Linked DNA regions of Homo sapiens: region 1 is linked to region 2. Evidence: read pairs that join two places in POLR2A ChIA-PET (ENCODE). Cell type or tissue: MCF 10A. All regions are shown on one strand. Each heading gives the region's core, and the rest is flanking DNA. Links, peaks and the distances in the headings are about the cores only.

What was found. ChIA-PET counts read pairs that join two places held together with the same protein. Peaks named below come from ENCODE experiments on the same cell type or tissue, not always from the same donor. Only the 100,000 strongest peaks of a DNase experiment are listed, where the experiment ranks them.
Region 1: POLR2A ChIA-PET joins it to region 2 with 5 read pairs; 4 of 35 experiments call an interaction of 5 or more read pairs at or near these places.

The regions. Positions count from the first base shown.
Region 1 is chr16:67,775,514-67,785,261 of GRCh38, reverse strand. All of the region lies in intron 2 of RANBP10 (RAN binding protein 10), which reads left to right. Among named protein-coding and RNA genes, the nearest start is that of RANBP10, 26 kb to the left of the region's middle. RefSeq lists an enhancer at 3,653-3,802. In MCF 10A, for the core only: no CTCF peak of the experiment used is centred there; a DNase peak (open chromatin) is centred at 5,411.
Region 2 is chr16:67,868,807-67,878,554 of GRCh38, reverse strand. It overlaps NUTF2 (nuclear transport factor 2), which reads right to left. Exons shown (of 5, transcript NM_005796.3): 5 at 5,988-7,755. The coding sequence ends at 7,642. EDC4 (enhancer of mRNA decapping 4) reads right to left here and starts at 5,503. Exons shown (of 29, transcript NM_014329.5): 1 at 5,212-5,503; 2 at 2,454-2,610; 3 at 1,956-2,067; 4 at 1,583-1,682; 5 at 1,149-1,338; 6 at 899-1,046; 7 at 710-814; 8 at 280-389; 9 at 112-195; 10 at 1-19. The coding sequence starts at 5,293. RefSeq lists an enhancer at 4,787-5,287 and a silencer at 5,181-5,390. In MCF 10A, for the core only: no CTCF peak of the experiment used is centred there; a DNase peak (open chromatin) is centred at 5,534.

The DNA of each region.
Region 1 (9,748 bases), core at 3,088-8,087, 94 kb after region 2:
CCCTCCCTCCCTTCTTTCTTTCTTTCTTTTTTATTTATTTATTTATTTTTGAGACCGACTCTCGATCTGTCACCCAGGATGGAATGCAGTGGCACGATCTCGGCTCACTGCAACCTCCTCTTCCAGGGTTCCAGTGATTCTCCTGCCTCAGCCTCCCGAGTAGCTAGGATTATAGGCACCTGCCACCACGCCTGGCTACTTTTTTTGTATTTTTAGTAGAGATGGGGTTTCACCATGTTGGCCAGGTTGGTCTCAAACTTCTGACCTCAGGTGATCTGCCCGCCTCGGCCTCCCAAAGTGCTGGGATTACAGGCGTGAGCCACCGCACCCAGCCTATTTTTTTTTTTTTAAGTGCTACTGGGCCAGTGCCAGATTTTTGGCCCAGGGCCTTACCTCTTATATTTAGATCATTTTCTTTTCTTTTCTTTTTCTTTTTTTTTTTTAGATGGAGTTTCGCTCTTGTCACCCAGGCTGGAGTGCAATGGCTCAATCTCGGCTTACTGCAACCTCCGCCTCCCGGGTTCAAGCGATTTTCCTGCCTCAGCCTCCCGAGTAGCCGGGATTACAGGCATACACCACCAAGCTAGGTTAATTTTTTTTTTTTTGGGATGGAGTTTCACTCTTGTGGCCCAGGCTGGAGCGCAATGACTCGATCTTGGCTCACCGCAACCTTCACCTCCCAGGTCCAAATGATTCTCCTGCCTCAGCCTCCAGAGTAGCTGGGATTAGAGGCATGGGCCACCACGCCCGGCTAATTTTGTATTTTTAGTAGAGACGGGGTTTCTCCATGTTGGTCAGGCTGGTCTCAAACTCCCAACCTCAGGTGATCCTCCCGCCTTGGCCTCCCAAAGTGCTGGGATTACAGGCGTGAGCCACCAGGCCTGGCCTAATTTTGTATTTTTAGTAGAGATAGGGTTTCACCATGTTGGTCAGGCTGGTTTCAAACTCCTGACCTCAAATGATCCACCCGCCTTGGGCTCCCAAAATACTGGAATTAACAAGCGTGAGCCACCTCTCCCGGCCTCCACCTGATTTTCTTATGTTGAACCATCCTTGCCTTTCTGGGATAAATCCCATTAGGTTGTGGTATATAATCCTTTTAATACACTGTTGGATTTGGTCTGCTACTATTCTATTAAGGATTTTTGCATCTATATTCATCTATATTGCTCTATAACTTTCTTTTCCTTTGATGTCTTTTTTTTTTTTTTTTTTTTGAGACGGAGTCTCTCTCTCTGTCACTCAGGCTGGAGTGCAGTGGCGCCATCTTGGCTCACTGCAACCTCCACCTTCCAGGTTCAAACACTTCTCTGCCTCAGTCTCCCGAGTAGCTGGGATTATAGACACCCGTCAGCACGCCCGGCTAATTTTTTTGTATTTTTAGTAGAGATGGGGTTTTACCATCTTGGCTAGGCTGGTCTTGAACTCCTGACCTTGTGATCCACCTGCCTTGGCCTCCCAAAGTGCTGGGATTATAGGCGTGAGCCACCGCACTCAGCCTGATGTCTTCTTAGTGGCTTTTTGATTGCTGTTCCAGGGTCTTCCTCATCTTGGGTTTGCATCTGGGCACTGCACATTTACAATGTGCACAGACATTTTTCTGTGAAGAATTGAAGTCTAGGTCAAAGCTGGGAAGGAGCTTAGGAGCCTTTGGTTTAACCTTTCCTCCTCTAATAAGGAACCTGATATGTGGGTTGAAATCTAAGACCCATAGTCTTGAATTAGGCTGGAGTGTCTGAGACCAGCCTTTTAGAGTCAAGGGTGTTGTGTTTGGAGCCCTGCTGTGAAGTGTTCTTGTCACCTCAGAACTCTTCAGGAGGCAGGAGGGGAAGTCAGACTTGTTGCCAAAGGGGTTCTCTGTGCAGGGTTCTCAAACTTGTTATCAGGACTGGGTGGTAGAGTACAGTAAAGGGGTCGTCTCCTTCCCGTGGCCTTGTACATATCTGGGAGGTGTGAGAGTCAGGTGGCCCTGGTTTCTAAAGTTCTGTCCTCTGTCCACCACCAGGCCTGCCTGGGTCGCAGAAGAAACTCTAGTCAGTTGGAGCTGTGCCAAATCTGTCTCACTGCAGCAGGGTCTCCTGCGTGTGTGCTCTGTGCCCAGCTTGGGACATACTAGGTGCCATGTGAGCCGGAACCTCAGGGCCTCTGCTCAGCAAGGATTTTGACTGTTTCTGAAGCTGTACTGTTGTGATGCAGCCTCTGCCCTTCTGTCAAGACTCGGGGTGCTAGGTGGACCAAGGAGCTGACTGTGAAAGCCACGTTCCCTAATGTGTCCCCCATCACTGAAATGTCCTGGGGTGATCCAGAGAGAGTCTGATGAGTGAGAGCCAAAAACCTCTGCAGTATGTAGCCATTACTCTTAAAAGTGGCTTTTAAGAGATGGCTCTTAAAAGTGGCTTTTAAGAGATGGCTCTTAAAAGTGGCTTTTAAGAGATGGCTCTTAAAAGTGGCTTTTAAGAGATGGCTCTTAAAAGTGGCTTTTAAGAGATGGCTCTTAAAAGTGATTTTTGGCCCAGCACGGTGGCTTATGCCTGTAATCCCAGCACTTTGGGAAGCCGAGCTGGGCGGATTACATGAGGTCAGGAGTTGACCAGCCTGGCCAACATATAGTGAAACCCCATCTCTACTGAAAAATACAAAAATTAGCTGGGTGTGGTAGCGCACGCCTTGTAGTCCCAGCTACTTGGGAAGTTGATGCAGGAGAATTGCCTGAACCTGGGAGGCAGAGGTTGCAGTGAGCCAAGATCGCGGCACTGCACTCCAGCCTGGGTGACAGAGCAAGACTTCGTCTCTAAAAAAATAATAAAATAAAATAAAATATAAAATAAAATAATTGGCTGGGTACGGTGGCTCACACTTGTAATCCAAGCATTTTGGGAGGCCAAGGCAGGCTGATCGCTTGAGCTCAGGGGTTCAAGACTAGCCTAGGCAACAGGGCAAATCCCCATCTCTAAACTACCCAGGTGTGGTGGCACTCACCTATGGTCCCAGCTATTCAGGGGGCTGATGTGGGAGGATGGCTTGAGCCTGGGAGGCAGAGGTTGCAGTGAGCAAGGTCTCACCATTGCACTCCAGCTTGGGAGACAGAGTGAGACCCTGTCTCAAATAAAAACTAAAAATAGAAATTAAAATTTAAAAATTGTAAAAAGTAATTTGTGTTAGTTGTAGAAAATCTGGAAAAGCAAAGAGAAAAAGGAATCCAAGAGGACTGGACTGTGCTTGCAGCTCTCCACATGACTGCAGGGTTTCAGCAGACTTGAGCTCGGGTGGCAGGGCTGGGTGGACCCCCTTGCTCGGGTGGCAGCATGGACCCCCTGCCAGTTGCAGTGGATAGTGGGAGCTTCTGGGTGGATTTGTGAGTGTGGACACCTGTGGGCCTTTGCTGCCTGCTTCCAGGTGCGGTTGCTTCTTCTCTATCTTGTGTTCTGGTGGATCTCGACTCCACTTGTCCCAAGCAGTGCCTATTTGCTGCCCTCTTCTCTCTTGAGCTAGATAGGGCAGAATAGCTGTTCTCGTATCTCCACCTTGCATTGTGGTTTTGGCAGGCAACGGTAGGAACTGAGAAGTTACAGGCCTACTCATGGCCTCACTGCCACGAAGAGCTTGTCTGTTGCCTCTCTGTGCTTCCTGTCTCACCTCTCTGGCATGATATTTCTTCTCCACTTTGCTGCCATATAGAAGAAAGGAGTAAATCAGATGGCTTTACCTTACTTTCACCTGTGTCATAGCGTAAATAATTCCCTCTCCCCAGCTCCTGAAATATATCCTGCAGTTAGAAAAGAAGGCCCTGGTAGAGAAGTGTTGGGAGCTAAGCTGCTCTATCTATTCTAGTCACCTGCTCCGGGAGTAAAAGCCCTTGTTGCCGCCCTCCCTCCCAGGCTGACCCAGGCAGGTTGTATCTGTGAGTGTTTCTAGCATAGCCTGGCCCATTACCAACAAGGAAGCAAATATTCACCTCCTTTCTCCTTGGTAATCTCAAGTAAACAGGTGTTTGTTTTAGATGTCCTGAGATCCAGGCCTTCCAGAATGGCCTCATTTCCTTACCAGATCCTGATGCTGGAAGATCCTCCAGTGTATGAATGAATGGACAAAGTGGGGTTGTCCCATCATCCACCTTCAGCCTCCGGCACTGCGCTCAGGTGCTCGTTTGTCTGATCCTGTTGAATGGCTGCTTTGGGGGCTCTCCAGCCTCAAGGTAATAGCTGATAAAGCAGGCTCTGAGAGCACATGGGACATGCCAGTGGGCATGTGTTGAACTCAGTGGCAGAGGTGAGATTGGAGTCTAGGATTGTAAACTGTGTTTGCTCCTTGGAGCTGTGTTCTGAGATGTGTGTGCGTGGCATCAATGCCAGGGCTAGAGAGCACAGCTGGAGAATGGCTGCTGCTAACTCTGACTGAGCACTTTGGCTCCAGTATTTCCAAGTGGGTCTCAGAGAATTGACCTTTCCTTGGTGCCTGGTTGTGCTGGGCAGTGTCTTGGGCTTCTCTAGCTCCTCCCCCACCCAATAAATTAACTGTGTTCTAAAGAGCACTTGCCTGTCTCCACATCATCCCACTGCTCCTGTCCCACCCTTGTCATCTTCCATGGGAATGACTCTGGAAGTGTCCAGTTTTGGTTCTTCAATCCATTTTTCAAATATCAGCTGTTTGATCAGCTGTACCCTTTCTTTTTTTTAGAGACAGAGGTGGTCTTGTTATGTTGTCTAGGCTGGTCTTGCACTCCTGGCTTCCAATGATCTTCCCGCCTTGGCCTCCCAAGTAGCTGGGATTATAGGCTGAAGCCACCATCCCCAGCTTAGCCCCTTCTGTGGCTTCCCATTTACCTCTCATGAAGTTCAGACTCCTTAAGCTAGCATGCAGGCTGTGCATGCACAGCCCATTTCCAGATCCAGCTGTCTGTCTTTCTAGGTCTGCCCAGACTGTAACCCAGTCATACTAAACTTCTCTTAGTTCCCCAACCACGTGGCTGCTTTCTTGCCTCTATGCCTTTTCACATTCTGCTGTGTTTTTTTGTTTGTTTGTTTGTTTTTTGAGACGGAGTCTAGCTTTGTTGCCAGGCTGGAGTGCAATGGCGCAATCTCGGCTCACTGCATTCTCCGCCTCCCGGGTTCAAGTGATTGTCCTGCCTCAGCCTCACGAGTAGCTGGGACTACAGGCACCCGCCACCACGCCCGGCTAATTTTTTTATTTTTAGTAGAGATGGGGTTTCACTATGTTGGCCAGGATAGTCTGGATCTCTTGACCTCGTGATCCACCTGCCTTGGCCTCCCAAAGTGCTGGGATTACTGGCGTGAGCCACCGTGCCTGGCCCACATTCTGCTGTTTTTGAGTGGACCATGATCCTCTTTCTCCTGTCATTTACTTTACCAGGCCTTGGCTCAGCCTTCACTTCCTGAGGGAATTCCCCATTTTGAGTCAGCACACCTTGACTCTCTGGCTTGCCCTGACTTGACATTAGAACTGTTGGAGGGCAAGGATTGAGCCCAGGCCCCCACCCTTATGTCCCCAGCATCATACTGGGTACAGGGCATTTTTGTTGATGACATGAATGACTGGAAGAACCTCTATGAAAAGAAATTTATCACACCTGTTTTTACTGAATTACTCAACGTTAGCAAGGACCCAAGAGCTCCTAATAACTCAGCCATATTCAGGTGCCTGCAGAGATCAATAGAGGAAGGGTAGTGTCAGTGGCCTCCTATGGGGATTCTTCCTGTTCCATAGATGCAAAGATACTGCAGTATGTGTACAGGAGAATGAGTTTGAGGTTTTTGTTATGCCCTTTCCTTATTTATTTTTGTCTCATTCTTGGCAGCTCAAAGGGTACAAAGTGGTATCTCGCTGTGTTTTTTTTTTTTTTTCTTTGAGACAAGGTCTGGCTCTGTCACCCAGGCTGGAGTGCAGTAGTGCCATCTCGGCTCACTGCAACCTCCACCCACCCCAGGCTCAAGCCATCCTCCCACCTCAGCCTCCTGAGTAGCTGGGACTACAGGTGTGCACTACCATGTCTGGTTAATTTTTGTATTTTTGGTGGAAACAGGGTTTCACCATTTTGCCCAGGCTGATCTCGAACTCCTGGTCTCAAACAATCAGCCCTCCTTGGCCTCCCAAAGTGCTGGGATTACAGGCATGAGCCACTGCGCCCAGACTATTTTTATTTTATTTTTATTTTGAGACAGTGTCTCACTTTGTCACCCAGGCTCTGGAGTGCAATGGCGGGAGGCACTGCAGCCTCAACTTCCTGGGCCTCAAGCTGTGCTCCCATCTCAGCCTCTCAAGTAGCTGAGACTACAGAAAAGCACCACCACGCCCAGCTGATTTTTATATTTTTTGTAGAGATGGGGTTTTGCCATGTTGCTCAGGCTGGTCTTGAACTCCTGAGCTCAAGCAGTCCATCTGCCTCGGCCTCCCAAAGTGCTAGGATTATAGGCATGAGCCACTGTGCCTGCCCTCACTGTAGTTTTGATTTGCATTTCCGTAACGATAGTGATGGTGAGCATCTTTTCAGGTGCTTGCTGGCCACATGTACACCTTCTTTAGGGAAACATCTCAAGGCCTTTGCCACTCTCATTTTTTAGAGATGGGGTTTTGCTGTGTCGCCCAGGCTAGTCCCAAACTCCTGGGCTCAAGCGATCCTCCTGCCTCAGCCTCCCACATTGCTGGAACTACAGGTGCACATCACCATTCCTAGCTAAAAGTTTTAAAGTTTGATGAAGTTTACTTTATCTATGTTTTCTCTTGTTGCCTGTGCTTTTGTCCAAGAAATTATTGCCAAATCCAATGTCATGAAGCTTGCTATGTCTTTTCCTGAGAGTTGAAGTTTTAGCTCTTATGATTAGGTCTTTGATCCATTTTGAGTTGATTTTTATATATGGTGTAATATAAGCAAAAAACTTCTTTTTTTTTTTATTTTAGACAGAGTTTCGCTCTTGGTGCCTGGGCTGGAGTGCAGTGGCGCGATCTTGGCTTACTGCAACCTCCGCCTCCTGGGTTCAAGCGATTCTCCTGCTTCAGCCTCTCAAGTAGCTGTGATTACAGGCATGCGCCACTATGCCCAGCTAGTTTTGTATTTTTAGTAGCGACGGGGTTTCTCCACATAGGTCAGGCTGGTCTTGAACTCCCGACCTCAGGTGATCCACCCACTTTGGCCTCCTGAAGTGCTGGGATTACAGGCGTGAGCCACCGCACCTGGCCAAACTTTGTTCTTTTGTTTGTGATTATCCAGATGTCCCAGCGTTATTTGTTGAAAAAACTGTCATTTCCCCATCTAATGGTCTTAGCATCCTTGTTGAAATCAGTTGACTATACATGTGAGGGTTTATTTCTGGGATCTCTATTCTATTCCTTGGACTGTAGGTCTGTCTTTATGCGAGTCTTAAACTGATTTATTATTGTAGCTTTGTAGTAAGTTTTGAAATCAGAAAGTGTAAGCCCTCCAACTTTGTTCTTTTTAAGATTGTTTTGACTGTTTCTGTCCCTTGAGATTCCATATGGATTTTTCTATTTCTGTGGAAAACATCATTGGGATTTTGATAGGGATGGCCTTGAATCTGTATATCACTTTGGGTAGTATTGACATCTTAACAATAGTGAGTCTTCTAATCAGTGAACAGAGGATGTCTTTCCATTTATTTGTGTCTGTAATTTCCTTCATCAACATTTTATAGTTTTTAGTGTCTTTAGCCTCCTTGGTTAAGTTTTTTTACTTTTTTTTTCGTTTTGTTTTGAGATGGAGTCTCGCTTTGTCGCCCAGGCTGGAGTGCAGTGGCGCGATCTCGGCTCACTGCAAGCTCAGCCTCCTGGGTTCACGCCATTCTCCTGCCTCAGCCTCCCCCGTAGCTGGGACTACAGGCCCCCGCCACCATGCCCGGCTAAATTTTTGTATTTTTAGTAGAGACGGGGTTTTACCATGTTAGTCAGGATGGTCTCAATCTCCTGACCTTGTGATCTGCCCGCCTCAGCCTCCCAAAGTGCTGGGATTATAGGCGTGAGCCACCGCGCCCAGCCTACTTTATTTACTTTTAAGTATTTTTTTTCTTTTTTTTGGGTGGGGGACGGAGTTTCGCTCTTGTACCCCAGGCTAGAGTGCAATGCTGCGGTATTGGCTCACTGCAACTTCCACCTCCCGGGTTCCTGCAATTCTCCTGCCTCAGCCTCCCGAATAGCTGGGATTACAGGCATGCACCACCACGCCCGGCTAATTTTTGTATTTTTAGTAGAGATGGGTTTTCACCATGTTGGTCAGGCTGGTCTTGAACTCCTGACCTCGTGATCCACCTGCCTCAGCCTCCTAAAGTGCTAGGATTACAGGCGTGAGCCACCGTGCCCAGCTTAAGTATTTTATTCTTTTGATGCTATTGGAAATGGAATTGTTTTCTCAATTTTTTTTTGATTGTTCATTATAAGTGTGTAGCAATACAACTGAAAAGTGAGAAATAGAGTAACTTATTAGTTCTTTTTTTTTTTCTTTTTCTTTTTCTTTTTTTTTTTGAGACAAAGTCTTGCTCTGTCACCCAGGCTGGAGTGCAGTGGCTCGATCTCAGCTTATTGCCACTTCTGCCCCCAGGTTCATGTGATTCTCCTGCCTTGGCCTCCCAAGTAGCTGGGATTACAGGTGCCCACCACCACGCCCGGCTAATTTTTGTATTTTTAACAGAGACAGGGTTTCACCATGTTGGCCAGGCTGATCTTGAACTCCTGACCTCAGGTGATCTGCCTGTCTTAGCTCCCAAAGTGCTGGGATTACAGGCATGAGCCACCACACCTGGCCAATTCTTTTTTTTTTTTTTTTTTTTTTTTTGAGATGGAGTCCGTGTCTGTTGTCCGGGCTGGAGTGCAGTGGCCTGATCTCAGCTCAAAGCAACCTCTGTCTCCCAGGTTTAAGCGATTCTCCTGCCTCACCCTCCCAAGTAGCTGGGTTTACAGCCATGTTCCACCACACCCGGCTAATTTTTTTGTATTTTATTAGAGATTGGTTTTTACCATGTTGGTCAGGCTGGTCTTGAACCTCCTGACCTCAGGTGATCCGCCGACCTCAGCCTCCCAAAGTGCTGGGATTACAGGTGTGAGCTACCACACCCAGCCCTGCATCTGGCCAATTCTAATTTTTTTTTTTTTGAGATGGAGTCTTGCTCTGTCTCTCAGGCTGGAGTGCAGTGGTGTGATCTCGGCTCACTGCAAGCTCCGCCTCCCAGGTTCATGCCATTCTCCTGCCTCAGCCTCCTGAGTAGCTGGGACTACAGGCACCCACCACCATGCCTGGCTAATTTTTTGTATTTTTAGTAGAGACGGGGTTTCACCGTGTTGGCCAGGATGGTCTTGATCTCCTGACCTTGTGATCCGCTCGCCTGGGCCTCCCAAAGAGCTGGGATTACAGGTGTGAGCCACCGCGCCCGGCAAGTTTTTTGTTTTGTGCAATCTTTAGAGTTTCCCTTTCTTTTCTTTCCAGTTTTTTTTTTTTTTTTTTTTTTTAGACGGAGTCTCACTCTGTCACCCAGTGGCACAATCTTGCTTACTGCAGTCTTGATCTCCTGGGCTCAGGTGATCTTCCCACCTCAGTCTTCTAAGCAGCTGGAATTACAGGTGCACTTCACCATGCCCACCTAATTTTTTGTAGAGACAGGATATTGCCGTGTTGCCTAGGCTGGTCTCGAACTCTTGGGCTCAAGCGATCTTCCTGCTTCAGCCTCCCAAAGTTCTGGGATTACAGGCATGAGCCACCACACCTGGCAAGGTTTTCTACGTATGG
Region 2 (9,748 bases), core at 2,741-7,740:
GAACCTCCAGAAAGGGACACTGCAAGGCAACAAGGCAGTGAGTGACTGGCTGGGGCCCCTGCTGGGAGCCATGGTCCAGCCCACCACCCACTAGGCTGCCCACTCACTCACTCAGGGTCTTGTTTCTTATGGTTGTCACAGAACAGGAGGCAGGAGAGGGGCCGCCCATCATGAGGTTTCCACTCGTGCAGACACCTGCAGGTAGGCAGATGAGGGGCCTGAGTGAGTGGTCGGGTGGGCTACCTCGGGAGGATCCTGGTCCCTGAGGCCCTGCCTTACCTTGGCTCATCTTGCCCCTCAATGTAGATCTGCCAGAACTTGACATAGCCATCGTGGCTCGCAGTAGCCAGCACAGTCCCATCAGGAGAGAGGGCTCCTTCACTGAGGCACTAGAAAGAACCCAAAAAGCTTTGCTGACTAGAGGTGAGAACAAGCCCCTCCCAAGTGAGGATGGCAATGAGCTGGGCTGACTCACGGTGGGACTGGCATGCTTGTGTGACTGACTAAATGAACAGGGTTCCTAGAGAAGGCCAGACCTGCAGGGTGCTGCTAGATAAGGAGAAAGCTGCACAGGTGAGGGCCAATTTGAGCTCAGAGTCCCCACGGGCAGAATGCTAGTAAAGCTGCCCGGGCAGCTGTGGATATAGGGAACAGAAGATGGATATGAGGAAGTGGGGAGGGCAGGGGAGGCAGGCAGTCACAGGCTTACCGTGCTATGACCTTTTACCACAATGAAGCCCTGCTTGATCTGGCTAACATCCACAGGCCAGGTACTGTGGCTGGAGCGGAGCATGTCCAGGTCCCACACCTCAGCCTGGAAGGCACAGGGAGGTGAGTGTGCAGCCCAACCCCACACTATGGCTTCTCTGGCGCCTCTTCGCCATGTCAGCCCCCTCACCCGGTCTTCATGCAGCAGGGCCACTGTTGGGCTGCTCTCCTCACAGCAGTCTTCGCTCTCCTCAGGGATGAAGGGGCACCAGATGATCCTGCGAAAGTGGTTCAGTGGCGTGCCCTCTGGCTGCCGAATATGGACCAAGATCTCTTCTCTGAGCAGGGTGTTAAGGGCTAGATAGATGAATGAAGAGGCGTGACACCCCAGCTCCGCCCACCCTTCTTCAGTCCCACCACCCACAGGAAGGAATGGATACTGAATTTTGCCATTAACCAGAGCCAAGCGCCACACGAACAGGTTGCCTGCCTCATCCAGGCAGGCCAGCTGTGGAGAGTTGAGGTGCGCGAAAGCCAGATCAGCCACACTGCCTGTGAAGCCCTTGAGCAAGGTCCGCTCCGAAGTGCTGACGCTGATCACCCGCACCATGGCAGAGCCATTGTTGGCAGCTGGAATCAGGAGAGCAGTGGACCATGAATACGTATCCAGGCTCAGGCAGTAGCAGAGAAGCGCTGCCCCACCTGTCTCCCTGCCACCACCAGAGTCTCAAGCTTGGTTTTCCCACCCAGCTCCCCAAGAGGCAGCATGGACAAACCTTCCATTGTACCCCTAAGGCCTGAGTGGCCTGATGTTGGAACTGGCTCTGTGGGACATCCAGCAGAACATTCCTTCCTCCTCACTGTCTTTACTCACCCCGAATGGCATAGGCCAAGAAGGAGTTAGACACAGCAATCAGGTTGCCATAGTAGTACTTCTGTTCCCAGTCATACTTGGCGACAGGCTGAATTTTCACCTGAGAACCCAGGGTGAGAAAAGTCATGGAACTTCCCCAGAGCCTAGGTGGCCCCCAACATCCCTGGGGATGGGAGAGGACACAGATGCAAGTCCAGCTACCCACTGTTACCTCCTGGAGCCAGACTCCCACAGAGGCTTGGCACCCAGCCCTGGCTTCCTGAAACTGGGAAAGTGTCAAGGTGGTCCCCATAGGAACTGGCAGCATGAGGGAGACTGGAAAGGCTGGGTGTGCCCCCGTACATTATATATGCCACAGCATCCCAGTACCTACCTTGTTGCTTCCCCGGGCCTTGCTTGAAATGCTAGAGTCACTGCTAGCCACAATCTCCACCTCCTTGGCCAAAATCCCAATGCAGGTGGAGCTATCATCTCCTGAGAGACAGCTGTGGGGAAGAGTGCAAAAACTTTGCCTCTTGTTCACCCAAAGGCTCAGCGGGCAGGGTTGGGAGGAAGCGAGGACATAGCCAGACTGGGGAAGGTATCTAGTCCAATGTCAGCTTCGCCTGGTCCACTGGCCCCAGACCCACAGCTCTGCTTGCTCATCTCCTTCCTTGGGAATGAGCCTACTTTCATTCTAAACCAGGTATCCAGGCCAAACCCCTGAGCTTGTCCTTGCCTCTCATCCTAGTGCAAGCTCAAGCTCCACCCCAGGTCATCTAGAGAGGAAGCAGCAGAGGCTGCTGGCCCCGCTCACTCCCCATCTCATGCCTTCAGCTAGCAGACACCCCAAATACACCATCACCACTATTGTCGTCTCCTAGGTACTCACATGACCTGCTTCTCTTGCAGGTTAATGGGTGGCATGGTCCGAAGACCAGTCTTGTTTGCTGAGGTACTATCACCTGAGCAGAGCGGGTCTGGGACCAGAAGTCCATTGAGGTCCCCATTGTAGGCACTGGATGGCCGTGGGCTCTCTGCACTGGGGCCTGGGGACAAAGAGGGTCATTCTGATAAGGTTGCTCGACCTGCCCACAAGCCTCTCCCCTTTCAGAGTTTCCTTCAAGAACTATGAGGTGCTCTAGGAACACTCAACTGAGCAAAGCATGTCCATGAGGAGGAGGGCCCTGTGTTCATCTCTCGTTCCATAAACACTGATGTAGGCAGGACCAAGGATGAGCATGAGGCTCTTCTACCTGGGGGAGGGGTACAAGCCATCAAGGACCCTTTGAGGGCAGTGAATACTCAGGTCTGGGTCACTACAGAAGAACTCTGTGGACTGAGTGAGGGCATAGGAGGGGTCAGGAAAGACTTTATACAGCAGTTAGTGTGACCAGAACACACAAACACAGGAAGGATGGAGTGAAAACAAAGCTACAGAGGCATCAGGTATGATGCCGTGGCACTTAGACTCTCCCTGTGGGCCATGAGAACCATAAAGAGTTTCAAAAGGGAAGGTGATGTGGTCAGTTCTGGCCAGTGGGAAGATTACTCTAAGATAGCATGCAGAATGGTTGAGAATCTGGGTGAGAGAGATCAAGGCCTAGACCAATGTAGTGTCAGAGTTTGGAGAGAAGATGGGCTCCTAAGGCATGGAAGGGCACTGGTAAGATGTGGAAGGGGCTGCCCCACACAGAAATGGCTCAGAAGAAGCTATCTTGGGCAAGTAAACACAGAAGGCAGGGACATAAAGGAGCTGGACCAAAAGGAGAGAAACTATGGGGCAGCGTGTGGAGTAAGGAAAGACAGCATTTCAGTTCTTTGCAACTGGCTGGGTTTCAAACACTCTCATAGGCTCAGACACCATTTCCAAAATCCCCAGGTGGCAAGGAGCCTAGGGCTCCACATTCAGAACATAGCAAGTTTCCAGTCACAACAGTCTTTGAATTATTTTGGCGCGATCTCGGCTCATGGCAACCTCTACCCCCTGGGTTCAAGGGATTCTCCTGCATCAGCCTCCCAAGTAGCTGGGATTACAGCTCACCTAATTTTTATATTTTTAGTAGAGATAAGGTTTCACCATGTTAAGAAACCATGTTGGCCAGGCTGGTCTCGAACTCCTGGCCTCAAGCAATCCACCCACCTCGGCCTCCCAAAGTGCTGGGATTACAGGTGTGAGCCACCGCGCCCAGTCCTCAATAGTCTGAGTTCTGACCTGGTCGTCCAGTGAGAGGAGACAAGAAAGAGCTGCTTGGCAAACAAGGGAATCAAGTGCCAATCAATAAACAAAGTAGTTATAAGGAAAGCCTCCAGGCCACTTCATTCAGATCAGAGCCACTTTAGCTGCTCAGGGACAAGCTGACAACTCTCCCTTCCATGAAGGGTACCATGAGGACAACCAAAAAGCAGGCTCAGGCTGTACATGGTTGGCCATGCCAGGCTCTACCAAATCTCTGCGGAGTCTAGTCTACAAAGCAGCTGAGCAGCAGGAGAGGTCCACGCCCAACTCATGAGTAAAGAGGGCACACACTCCAGGCCTGGGACAAAGGGCCGAGTGGTCTCAGGCAGCAGATGGATTTTCTGAAAGTAGGGGTTAGTTGAATCCACCCCTAGTGAGCACCAGTGCCTGCTTCCAGAAGCAGCCAGTCTGGGCCTCCCAGCAGGTGTAAGAACAAGATCTGAGGAAACACAATTCTCCACTGTACGCCCACACCATCATCACCGGCCACTTCAGAGATCCCTAAACCTGTCAGTAAACTAGTGCCTGCACACGTGCTATTTCCTCTTCCTAATAGGTGGCTTCTCCATAGGTGCCTTGGGTGCCTTTCCTGACACCCAAGCCCCTGTTCACATTACAAGACCTAGCCCAGTCTCCCCTCTCAGACCTGCACTCTGCACTCACCAGCCTCCACCCTTCCCACGCCCATCACAGTATCGAGACACTCCTTTCTTTCAATGACAACAGTATATTACAACCCTGTTAGCTGTGTCTTGGGGAATCTTTGGGGGCAAGACTAGTTCTGAGGTATCATTAAGAGCCAAAGCGAAATATGAATGAATGGGAACCAATTAGGGCTTGCAGATATTTGTAGCATAATTCAGTCAGGGTGGTGCGGTCTGTGATTTGCCTTCATCCCAGAAAGAACACGGAATTGAGACTGGACACCTTCCTCCTGGAAATCAGTTTCAGAACGGGAGGCCTGGAGTCTTTATTCCAGAGAGAAGGGCAAGTTATGGAGGGGGACCGGCAGCTCTTCAGCATCGCGCTTAAGCCTGGGCCCAGAATTCCATATACGGAGCCCAGACCAGGCCTCTGAACCATGGAGAAAGGGAAGAGGAGCTAGGCCAGTCCCAGGAACACTAGAGACCTCGGGGCCAGGAAACCAGAGGGCCCCAGCGGATTCAGAGAAGGCGCCTCACCTTCAACCGAGACGCTGAAGGACAAGGCAGAACAGCCTGAGGACAAGATAGGGAGGGGTCACACCCAGGGGTCTGCGCCCTTCGAGGGGCACAGTCAATCCCCGTCCACCCTTACCCGCCGGGAGGATCCAGAGCTAGTCCTAAGGGAGCTGTGGGCCCCAATGGCGGTTCAGACGCGCGCCGCCCTTTTGTCAGCTCGCCTGGGGCCCACCCCCGCAACCCCCGCTCACCGCCCGCGGGCCGGTCCAGCTTGAGGATGTCCCGCAGGTGCTGCGTGGCGTCCTCGATGTCGATGCTCGCGCAGGAGGCCATGGGCCCTGCGGCGGGCGCCCCGCCCGCACCGCGTTCGTTCCGCCGCCGCCGCGCACCACGCACCCTCGCTCACCCGCCACGGGGCGAGACAGCGGGACGCCGGTCACTACACAGTCCACCCGCAGTTCGCAAACCGCCACCCGCGCAGCGTCGCTGAGCCCCGCCAACCCCACCAACCGCCTCCACTTCCGGCACCCACGAGCCGAGGCTCCCGGAACCTGCCAGGGCCGGAGAAGAAAGGTTCCGGGCTGGGGGCGGAAGCCTAAACCCCTCCCGCAGCCAGTCCCCCTCGGCGGCCCCGCCCCTGTGTCCGCGAGGTCAGGAAAGTCCCACGGGGCTGAAGTAAGCGTCCACGCACTGGGCCACCTAAAGCCCTACTCGACTCAGAAGGCGCCAGGTCCCTGCCCACTCCCAGAGCATGGACTCCGATGGTCCTGGGACGGGGTCAACTTAGCCGCCCATGCTAAGGTCCCTCAGACCCCCAGAATATGCTGAATTGGCAGGTGCCTCAGGTTCCCTTTGGGAATGGGTCGGAATAACTCAAGGCCTGAGGCTACCCTCGAGGTCATAAAACTCAGGAATTGCAAGAGCAGGGGAGATGATCCCACTACAATGACCAGTCATTGTTCCCTACTGTCCCCCAGCATCCCCTTGTCCCACCTGGCACCCTCAGGTTGGAAGAAAGAAACCACAGTTTACAAATTCTTCTTTATTGCAGACAGTTCAGGCACAGGTACATGGAAGAAGCCGTATTGCAGATTTTACACAAGGTGGTTTGAGGCAGCAGGCACCTACCTCTTCCCCACCCCCACTTCCCCAAATACACATCAGCCTAGAGATCATTCCCACTGAAATCTCCTGAGCATGCTGTCCTCTCAAACAGCACACCATCCAGCCCTGTGCCCAATGTCACCAGGCAATCTGTGGGATCTGAGGAGGTCCTTAGCCTCCACCCGTAGTGGGACAGGGGAAGGGTATCCTTTTACATGTCAGATTTAGCTGTGGTGTCCTTACCAATCCTAAAACCCTTAACAGGGCACTGACCCAAATCTTGGGTTTGGTTCTAGCCTATGGTTGCTACATTGCCACTAGGTTTATACCATCCAGAAGTCTGTGGGACAAGGGGCTAGATTTGTACTGGGCAAGGCCTTTGTCCCCAAAATGGAGAAGCAGAAACTGCCCTAATAGCTAAGACTCCCCGGAATTGGAAGATAGCATGAAGTCTGTATGCTGAGGAAGGAAGTGGAGAGAGGCCTGGCAATGTCCTGCAGCAGTCTGAGGGGTGAGGACTCCTAAAGCATGAGTCCCTCACAGACTGCCTCCTTCCACAGCTCCTGACCTATACTCCAACACAACTGGGCCTGGCTCTGTGGGCAGTGGAGGCTGGCTCTTCGGGTTACCTGCCTTTGGGTAAAGATATCCAAAGCAGATGGGACAGGAGCTGAGCTGCCCTCTGCCTGGCTTGGTGTATGTGGGGCATCCTGGATATGATCCTGATCCTTCTGGGGATAGAGCAGGCCCCTCCCTTGATACTGCTGACAACTCAGCCCGGAGGGCCTGAACGTGATGAGCCATTTTGCCAAGGCCTCTCCAGCTTCAACAGGATTCAGGATCATCTCTCCTGCTACTAGGGCCCTGAACCTACCCAGAGCAGAAGTCACAGGAGGTATCAGAACTGACTGCACAGGCTTCAGTGAGAGAAGCTTCAGGCCAGACCTGAGCTCTTCCTGCCTGCTTTCCAAAGACCAGTCGCCCTGTGGAGTGGGAGAGAACTGCCCTACACGGCTTCTGAGAGGCTAGCTGGGAGTGCTGCTTCAGCAGTTTCTCCCTGCAACAGGTATTCAGAGTTGGGGCAGAAGTGGGAGGGTGAAACATGAGAGAGACAACGGGTCTGGGTAGCTTCTGATGCCCAGCCAACTAGTAAACTAATTAAAACAATTTAAACTGTTAAGAAAATTTTTGTGGTTTTATTGTATCATGAGGCATTGAAACATCTGAACAAATCAATGTCTGGGCGGTGAGGCAGCTGCTTTCTCCTTCACTTCTTTGGGTTACTAGAGCAACTTGTCAGTAGATTAAAAAAAAAAAAAAAAAAAAAAGGACAACCTTTTGCATTACTTAAGTCTTTCCAAGGCATGCGCTGGTACAACACAAACTTCTCCCGTCAGATGCAACTAGTCTAGCATCCAAACATCATGCACAACACCTCAGTGGCAGCAGCGCACTGCGCCCACTCCCACCGCGGCCCTGCTCATTTGTGCATGATATTTGGAGCATCTGGAGGAGTGGGAATAGTATTGGGAAGAGGAGGGAGGAGGAAACAGCGTGAGTGCCTAGCTGAGAGGAGGTCAGCCAAAGTTGTGCAGGGCGAGCCTGAACATGTCATTGGTGCAAACCCAAGCATCGTTGATGTTCTTTAATAGGAACATCTGGTGGAACCCCATGATGGGGTCTTCATCCGCCTATGAGGAGAGAAAAGAGGATTCAGTAAGGGGATCAAGAAACAGGAAGGGAATTCAGTGGTAGGAGAAGAGGGCAAAAAAATGTTGACTTTAGGATCAGGCCCTACTGTCCTGAACTCAAATCCCAGTGTAGCCAAGGGGTACTTGTGAATGTGAATTGATGTAATGTATGAAACAATGCCCTGGGCACATGTAGGCCAACAATCAGCCACGCCTATGTGTGCTATGTGTGCTTAAACTGCACAATAATTCACCCTTAGCTACAGCAAAAGAGCAGAGGATGTACCTGCCTCCAAGCACATATCTCCAGACACAAGTGATCACAATTTTGAAACGAATCCCATAGTATTTACCAAGTAACTTATAGAGTATCAAAAAAACTGCAAACAATCTTGAAAACATAGGTTCACTATCCAATGATGTTTCCTGTCATGTAATAAACAGTATTTGAGATGAAAAAAAAGGGCAAGAAACCTGCAGCCAAACTGCAGAAAACTAGGATGAGACCTAGTTGAAATAGGAGCCTAGCTAACCAGCACTGTCTCTAACATCACCTGCTTTCTGGGAATTATCGTCATCAAGGAGGCAAATCAGTTGTTTGGGAGCTCCAAATTGGACAGAATCACCAGGAAGAACCTGAAGCCGGTGGGAAGCAGCAGTGTTTACTACCTTTGCCTGAGAAAGTGAACAATGAGCTCCCTACAGAGACCTCCTGAATTCTGTGCCTCTTCAGGCACAGGCACTGAGCAGGACATCCTGAACAGGCAGGAGAAACTGACAGGAAAGTCCAGGCCAGAAAGCAGGTGCCTCTGCGTCCACTGCAGAGGCCCACAGGACCACCTACACACCCACTCTGGACTCAGGAAGCCCTGTCCCGGCTAGCCTAGAGAAAGAGAGCATGTGACCATGTTATTGTAAGACACAAGCCCAGGCCGAGGGGCAGCCAATTTGTCCTGCTATTTTTGGGAAGAAGGGTGTTTTTGTAAACAGAATCTGGCTTTATTTATTTATTTAGAGACAGAGTTTCACTCTTGTTGCCCAGGCTAGAGTGCAATGGTGCAATCTCAGCTCACCGCAACCTCTGCCTCCCAGGTTCAAGCGATTCTCCTGCCGCAGCCTCCCGTGTAGATGGGATTACAGGCATGTGCCACCATGCCTGGCTAATTTTGTATTTTTAGTAGAGACAGGGTTTCTCCATGTTGGTCAGGCTGGTCTCAAACTCCTGACCTCAGGTAATCTGCCTGCCTCGGCCTCCCAAAGTGCTGGGATTACAGGCGTGAGCCACCGCGCCCAGCCCAGAATCTGACTTTAATATGCTGAAGCACAACAGGTCCTTGGAGAGTTCTTGGGGGGTCTGAGGGACCACAGGAAGTCTCTGAGAATAATAGGTCTTGAGAAGGAGGAAGGAAAATGCAAAGAGAAATAGGTGGCTCACGCCTATAATCCCAGCACTTTGGGAGGCCGAGGCAGGTGGATCACCTGAGGTCAGGAGTTCAAGACCAGCCTGGCCAACATAGTGAAACCCTGTCTCTACTAAAAATACAAAAAATTATCTGGGTGTGGTGGCGGGCAGCTGTAATCCCAGCTACTTGGGAAGCTGAGGCTGGAGAATTGCTTGAACTCGGAAGGCAGAAGTGTAGTGAGCTGAGATTGTGCCACTGCATTCCAGCCTAAGCAACAAGAGTGAGACTCCGTCTCAAAAAAAAAAAAAAAAAGAAATAGGAGTTCCAGGAATCTGCTTTGCTCAGCAGGCAAGGAGCCAGCAGCCAGCCTGAGGAGTGGTAGCAAGGGCTGCAGGAGTGGACTGCCTCTCCGCACCCAGCTAGCCTGTCCACCTTGACCTTAGGGCAGAGTGGGAGCCTAGTGGCTTGGCACCCCAGTCCCATCCTACTCCTATACTTCTCCCTTTTCCAGATAAAGGCTCTAGACCAGTGTCTGCCAATAGGACTTTCTACAGTCACAAAAATGTTCTATATGGCTAGTACAACCGAAG